Regions from separate parts of the Homo sapiens genome. Here region 2 is linked to region 1. Evidence: read pairs that join two places in POLR2A ChIA-PET (ENCODE). Cell type or tissue: GM12878. All regions are shown on one strand. Region 1 overlaps CTNND2 (catenin delta 2). Region 2 has its middle 5.0 kb from the start of ANKRD33B.

Region 1 (4,000 bases):
TCTCTTCTTCTAGACTTCTAGTGAAATTATAAGCACTACAACTCAAGGTAGTGTGCTTCTATAACTGTTCCATATCCTGTATTTTCTTTTTAACCTAAGTTTCTAAACACTTGAAAGAGCTAAAAAGCTATTCTTGCTGCCCAGTAGGAGGAATCTTGATTCCTCTCCTTCTACTGTTTCAGGCAGACTTTTGGGTCTTTGAGGTCTGAGATTTCTTCAGAGGGTAAAAGAAGTTAATTCCCTTTTTTTGTATCACATTGGCAACAGGAAACTGCAAAGTGGGTGGTTCAAACTTTTTTTATAGTTTCACACCATCAAGGTGGTCAAATTGTTTCCTTTTCTTTTTAGAGAGAGAAATGGATGGAGGTAGGGTTCTTTTAGGACTGGGGAAGAAAGAGGCTGGATCACCAGGTGGAGGTTGTGGGCAGTTCTTCACAGTCCCAGGGACAGAAAGGGCACCTAGAGCCCAGCTGTGGTCCTGTGGTGCACTGAGATTCTCTGTGGATGCAGAGCATAAGCTTCCTCCTGTGTTTGAGCCTGGCATGGGGCAGAAGAAGTGCCTGTCTTGGAATGACCTGCTTAGGCCCTCAAAAGGAGCAGGCACCAGTAACCACTGCAAATAGATGACTGCTCCAGCTGACTACTCCACCTTCTTCTTCTTTTTTTTTTTTTTTTTTTTTAAGACAGTCTCACTCTGTTGTCCAGGCTGGAGTGCAGTGGTATGATCTCATCTCAATGCAACCTCCATCTCCTGGGTTCAAGCGATTCTTCTGCCTCAGCCTCCCGAGTAGCTGGGACTACAGGCACATGCCACCACACCTGGCTACCTTTTGAATTTTAGTATAGATGGGGTTTCACCATGTTAGCCAGGCTGGTCTCAAACTCCTGACCTCAAGTGATCTGCCTGCCTCTGCCTCCCAAAGTGCTGGGATTACAGGTGTAAGCCACCATGCACAGCTGACTCTACCTTCTAGATTTAATTTGATTAAAAGATATGACACAGACTGAAAATAATAGAGTGATTCATTCATTTGGCAGGAAACTATAATATTTCAGGAACAAACAAGAACCTGTGACTACAAAAAGGTGGTCATGGGAGGATCAAGGACATGAGAGCAGCCATTATGGAAATTCTTAAGAAGCAACTGACAGGGCTTGGAGCCCAGGGAAATGTTGAGGTAATGCAGGGAAACAGGATTCAGAGATTTCACGCGGGAATAACACAGAGGGTAGTAAAAACCAAGTGAATTTTAAAGCTTAATATTAATGGATAAATTGAATGTTATTTTTCCACACAAAGAAAAACATGCAAAATTAGTTATATTACTTATATGAGAGAATCACGTACCAAAATCCCGTCAGAGAGACAAGCAGGTCATCAGGTTCAAAGAATACCTGGATTTATGAAAGCAAAGTGGATACCTTGCCTTGCTTCTATTTTGAATAAATGTGCTACCAACGATCCACTATCATGGACTCACATCTGAAAAAGGGAAATCATGGTGCTCGCTTCGGCAGCACATATACTAAAATTGGAATGATACAGAGAAAGATTAGCATGGCCCCTGTGCAAAGATAATACATAAATTTGTGAGGCGTTCCATCTTTTGTTTTTTTAAAAAGAAAAGCTTGTTCTTTGTCAGATCAAAACAATACAAAACAAGACTGTACCACCACCACTACCACAAACAAAGTCACTCTTTCTTGCTACAGTTCCCAATAGAAATGAATCCTTGGGCCATTTCTTTTAAGTTACTTAGTCTCTAGTAACAATGACTATATGTCTGATTTTTGCAATACTGGTAAGAGACTACCATTGGTGATAACATAATTGTGCAGAAAAAGGACTGTATTTTCATCAATGATGGACTAACTGAAACCTTGTAACTTTGCTACCCTTTCCACTGTGTGTATGTGTGTGTGTGTGTGTTTCCTTCAAATACCTGTATTTTGTATTTGGTGAACCAGTTTTCTAAATCCAGATTTTCTTGAAAAACTGCAAGTAAAGATTATTTTCTCTTTACAGTGCTTCATTCTCGAACTCTTCTGTTAAGCATTGTTGGGCACACCAAGGTACCCCAAGGGACTCACTCAGGAGACCTAACAAACCATGTTGCCCAAGAAAGGCACTCCTTGCAGACCGCTTGTGCAGAAAGGAGCTGGTGGGGATTTCATGATGAGGTAACAGCCTTGCTCTCGTTGACTGCTTCGGTTTCCATGTTGTGTTTGTGACTTTCTGTTTCTATTTCTGAACTAAGCCTGTATTTGTTACTGATGTGCATACTACCATTTGGTTTTCGCATTGGTGGCAGGAATGTTGAGTGGTGGTCTTATGGTCTAAAGACCTGCATTCTCTAAGGCAGCAGACAACAGGGAAGTCACTTGAGTTCCTTCCTACACTTACTATAGATCTCTTCTGATCACTGATGGAGTCCTATGTGTAGATGGTCTTTGTTGTGCACCATTATAAACTTAAATGTCTCAAACTGATTAGAGAAAATATATTTTTCCAGAAGGTCAGCTGGACTGGAGAGCAACCCCGGATGAGAAACATCACAACTCCTTTGTCTTCGAGGTTTAAGTAGTTCTATGGCCCTCCTGTTTCTGCAGCTGCTAAAACTGATCTGTGGGTTTTTGCTGAGGTGCTCTGAGTTTATTTTTTCTAAAAAACTTCTTTATTGCAGTAAAATACTTATAAAATTTACCATTTTATCCATTTTAAGTATATAGTTCATTGATATTATGTAGACTCATATCATTCTACAATCATATATCTCCAAAACTCTTTTCATCTTGCAAAATTGAAACTTTAAAAGCATTTAAACAACTCCCCAACCCTTCCCTTCAGTCCCTGGAAACCCCCATTCTACTTTCTGTCTCTTTGAATTTGACAACCAGGTACCTCATATAAATGGCATCATAAAGGATTTGTCTTTTTGTGATTGGATTATTTCACTTAGCATAATGTTCTTAAGGTTCATCCATGTTGTAGCATATGTCAGAATGTACACTCTTTTTTTCTTTTTTTCCAAGCAGGGTCTCATTCTGTCATCCAGGGTGTAGTGCACTGGTGCAATTTCAGCTGACTGCAACCTCTGCCTCCTGGGTTCAAGCAATTCTCATTCCTCAGCCTCCTGAGTAGCTGAGATTACAGGTATGTGACACCCCACCCAGCTAATTTTTTGTATGTTTAGTAGATACAGGGTGTCACTATGTTGGCCAGGCTGGTTTGAACTCCTGGCCTCAAGTGATCTGCCCACCTTGGCCTTCCAAAGTGCTGGCAGTACAGGCGTGAGCCACTGCACCCAGACAGAACTTTCTTTTCAAGACTGAATAATATTCCATTGCATGTATATATCATATTTTGCTATTCTTCTGTTGACGAAAAATTGGGTTGATACTTCATTTTCACTCTTGAGAATAATGGTGTGAACACGGATGTACAAATATCCTTTTACTTTCAATCTATTTCTGTCTTTGAATCTAAAGTAAGTTTTTTGTAGGCAACATATAATTGCATCATATTTTTTTAATGCACTCTGTCAATCTCTGTCTTTGATTGGAGAGTTTATCCATGTATATTTAAAGTAATTACTCATAAAAAGGGTCTTATTTCTAGCGTTTTTCTGTTTTCTATATGCCTTGTAGCTTTTTTGTTTGTCCCTAATTTCCTGCACCACTATCTCCTTTGTGTTGATTGTTTTCTGTAGTGAAATGTTTTAATTTCCTTATTTTCTTTCGTCTATATAGTTTAATGATTTTCTTTGTGGTTACCACAGGGATTACATTTAACATTATACCATTATAATTTGAATTTATACCAGGTTAACTTCAATAACATACAAACACTTTGTTCATTTACAGTTCCATCTCACACTTTTCAGTTATTGATGTCACACAATTACATCTTTAAACATTGTGTGTCCAAAAACATAAATAATTGGTTTTTAAAAACGAATTATGTAGAAAATTTCTCTTTAATTATGTAGAAAAAAATGTG
Region 2 (4,000 bases), 470 kb before region 1:
CTTACTGTGTAGAGCATAATGTTTGGGGGGTTTTTCCCAAGAAGCGTGAATTACTTTTGTAATTTTCGATTGTGTGTATTACATATGTCAAATGAAGAAATGGAAGATGAAAAAGTGCAGCTTGTGCGGATCTGTCTTGCAGAAGGTTCAGCTGTGAGCTAAGCTGGTGGGGGTAGCGCAGGAGCGTGTGGGGGCGTAAAGTCTGTTGTGGAGTGGGGATCTGAGTGGGCTGTGGATGCAGAAACAGATGCTACACCATGACGGGAGGACCTCAGGGAGGGTTGGGAGGGATCCAGAGTCCCAGGGAAGGAGGGCTCAGGGTTCTGCTGCAGGGGAGGGTCCTCTTCTGTGTTCCCCAAGATCAGAATGACAAAGTCAGGGATGCTGATGGCTGAGCCTCCCAACATGCAGTCGCTGCCCAGCCTGCATTCTCCCTGCCTTCATCTTTGTCCCCATGGGCACGTTTTGACCTGAAACTGACCTAAGAGAGAATAAGCTGAGTGACAAGGGAAGCCAAACTGTGTGATTCACCACGGTAGTTTGAAATCCTGATTTAGGCTTTGCTTTGCTGACTGAATTTATGCTCAGTTAGGGAGAGGATGGGGTGGCAACTTGTAGGCCTGGCATTAAGCACACTGGTCCCAGCTGAGAGCCAGGCACGATGCCCCCATCCCTCCTGGTTCATAAGGTGCTGGTCTATCAGCTCCAGTCCCCTTGCTTGGTGTCCCTGAAGTCTCAGTCTGGCAGTTTTACACGTGCTAAGGCATGAATCCGGCTTTACAGAGGGCTGTTGATCCTCAGAAGCTGACACAGAATCTGAGTATCCTCCTGAGTCCCATATTTACCTACCTATGGCAGGAGGTTTTTTAAAAAATCCTGAAGATACAAAGACTTTGAAGTGTAAGTGGCTAAAGAAAGCTCAGGTTCCTGGTGATCAGCTGCTCTGTGCTGACCTTGTGTACATTCAGAAGTTTCCAAGATGCAGCAGAGCTGGGTCTAGCAGGCATCGCCTTCTCTTTTGTTTAACACATCTGTTGAAGATCAACCAAGATGGTGAGGCATCCTTTTAGATGCTGGGGATTCAAAAAGAAATTAACGAGACCTGGTTCCTGCTCTTGGCAAACTGTCAGCTTACAGAGGAACATAGTTTTGCAAAAACATATTGGAAAGCAGGGCAGTAAGAGTGATTACAGGGGCATGTAACAGGGGAAGTGATAGGGAAAAGGGTGGAGTTTCTCCTGCACTTCGGGGAAGGCCATCAGGGTGGGTCATGGGGAAGCCCTCGATTAGTAGGTCATTTTTTTTTTTTTTTTGAGATGGAGTCTTGCTCTGTTGCCCAGGCTGGGCTACAGTGGCGCGATCTCGGGTCACTACAACCTCCACCTCCTGGGTTCAAGCAATTCTCCTGCCTCAGCCTCCCGAGTAGCTGGGATTACAGGCACGTGCCACCACGCCCGGCTAATTTTTGTATTTTTAGTAGAGATGGGGTTTCACCATGTTAGCCAGGCTGGTCTCAAACTTCTGACCTCATGATATGCCCACCTCAGTCTCCCAAAGTGCTGGGATTACAGGCGTGAGCCACCGCGCCTGGCCGATCAGTAGGTCTTTTAATAGGTTCTCACCTCACAGGACTCCCTCAACTGGCCTTGTAAATCCAACCACATTTATTCTGTTGAATAAAAGGTTCCATTGGCAAAAGACCCAAGGCCTTTTGTCCTTAGAGTAGGCATGGATTTTCTAGTGATACCCCACTATTGCTAATCCCATGCAGAGCAGGAAAAAGGTGGCAGAACTGGCAGTTAAGTGCACACATGCATTTACTTCTAGACATTTAATCACAAAGAAAACTTCCTTAAAAGAAGCTGAAGTTCCGAAATGGTTACATGAATTGAGATTGTAATAGGAGGGATCTAGGTGCTGTCAATTGAATGGAGTGAGGCCCAAACAGCAACTAATCTCTTTAATAGGGAGATCCAGAAATACACAGAGACCTTTCTTTATATTCCTAAACTGATGAGAAAGGTAATCTGGCCTAGTGATTCCACAGATTGACTTCAGGACACTCTAGGTTGCTCCCACGAGTGTGGGAATCAACTCAGAGAAATTTGCAAAAACTCCAAAACAAATCATTTTGGTTTTTAAAAACATGAGTGTTTTAAAACTGTTTTTTAAAAAATGAGTGACTAAGAGATGTCCCGTTCCCCACTCACTTCTTCTCTCGTAGGCAGTGGGAGAGCTGGAAGAGCCTGTTACAAACCTCAGCCCATTAGCATCTCCCAGCTCTGTCTTTTGAGAAGATGACTGAGAGGAAGGTGGTATTGAGAAAACAAAGCATCCAGCCTTTGTGAAGCTGAGCCTTAAGGTCCCCTCTCCAGCCCTGGCTGACCCCAGACCCTCGTTTTCTTCTCTGGCATCCAACTTCAAGGATTGGCCTGTTTCCCTTTAACTATAGCTACCACTCAGCTCACTCGCTGAAGAAGGCAGAGCCCACGCCTCCTGGCACAGTTTCCCTTCGGCTACCTAAGGCAAGCGAATGAGTCTTTTTCATCGTAATGAGCTGTATTTCCCTCACTATGGAACAACAGGGGCTAAACAAATTAATAAATATGCTCAGCTTTTCCTTCTTGGTTTGTGAATTCTCTCTACGTTTTGGCTATCATCCTAACCACTTGCCACAAGCAGCACAATTAATGTTTTTTCTGCAATTAATGTTTTTTCCCCATTTAGCTTGCTCTTTCTTTCTTTTCTTTCTTTTCTCTCTCTCTCTCTCTCTTTCTGTGCTGGGATTACAGGCATGAACCACCGCGCCCGGTCGAGTTTTTTTCTTAATATGCTGTTTTGCTGAACTGAGTTTTAGTTCCTAGTAACAGAGACTAACTCTGGAAAGCTTTCGTCAACGACAATGAAAACAACAGCAGCAAAAGAAATTATCAGACGGTTGTTATCTCATGAGATCTACTTTGGATTAGTGCTGTCATGTTCCCCTCCAAGCATTCACACAGGAATGTGGTCATGTCATTTCTAGAACAGTATGAAGACAAGTAGGATCTTTACAGCCCTGAGTCTTCCCATCTGAGCTTGAGGTCTGGCTCTCCCAGTCTCTCTCACTGAGAACAATTTTTACACATAATACTGGGGTTTAAAAAGCTCAAGCCACTTGAGGTGGGATGTTTTTCTGAGGAAATACCTGGACAAGGGTGCATTTGTGTCCACTAAGGAAAATGTTGGAAATACCCTAAACATCAAGAATAGGAGATTGGTACCCCCACAGTAACAGACATTCAAAATCTAGAACTATTATCATTGTAACTTAGCAGTGGTAAAGCCATAATTGGAAGCCAGCCTGTCTGATATCACTATCTGGTCTTCACCCCAAGCTGCACTGCCTTCTATACACATTTCTCATTCACTTCACCTGGGCTAGCTCTCTCGGCAAATAAGGCAATGAATCTGGAGAAGCAGGTCCTACAGAACAATTTATATCAAGGCGAATGGATACTTTAATTTTCATACTAATGAAAGTTAACACTGTTGCTAAATTCCAGACAATGTGAGAAGGTTTTAAATCACTCTCTCCTTCAGTTCTTCATTTAGCCTTGGGAGATGGGAACTGGTTATTTTATTTTCTTCTTTGGTGAGGGATGGCGTCTCACTCTGTCATCCAGGCTGGAGTACAGTGGCACAATCTCAGCTCACTGCAACCTCCGCCTCCCAGGTTCAAGCAATTCTCCTGCCTTAGCCTCCCGAGCAGTGGGGAATATAGGCATGCAGCACCATATCTGGCTAATTTTTGTATTTTTAGTAGAGATGGGGTTTCACCATGTTGGCCAGATTGGTCTCGAACTCCTGACCTCAAGTGATCTGCCCACCTTGGCCTCCCAAAGTGCTGGAGCTAGTTATTTTATGAACACTGTGGTGCACTTGTGTGCTCCTCCACCACTAGGTTCCCCCTGCCTCCCTCCTTCCAAACCAAGGTGGGGCAGGCCCTATAGGTGCATGC

The links. Peaks named below come from ENCODE experiments on the same cell type or tissue, not always from the same donor. Only the 100,000 strongest peaks of a DNase experiment are listed, where the experiment ranks them.
Region 2: POLR2A ChIA-PET joins it to region 1 with 5 read pairs; 3 of 35 experiments call an interaction of 5 or more read pairs at or near these places.

What each region holds. Positions count from the first base shown.
Region 1 is chr5:11,025,698-11,029,697 of GRCh38, forward strand. All of the region lies in intron 16 of CTNND2 (catenin delta 2), which reads right to left. It also overlaps the pseudogene RNU6-429P. Among named protein-coding and RNA genes, the nearest start is that of CTD-2154B17.1, 240 kb to the left of the region's middle. In GM12878, no CTCF peak of the experiment used is centred here; a DNase peak (open chromatin) is centred at 2,104; H3K4me3 peaks cover 214 bases.
Region 2 is chr5:10,557,093-10,561,092 of GRCh38, forward strand. No RefSeq gene overlaps it. Among named protein-coding and RNA genes, the nearest start is that of ANKRD33B, 5.0 kb to the right of the region's middle. In GM12878, no CTCF peak of the experiment used is centred here; no DNase peak of the experiment used is centred here.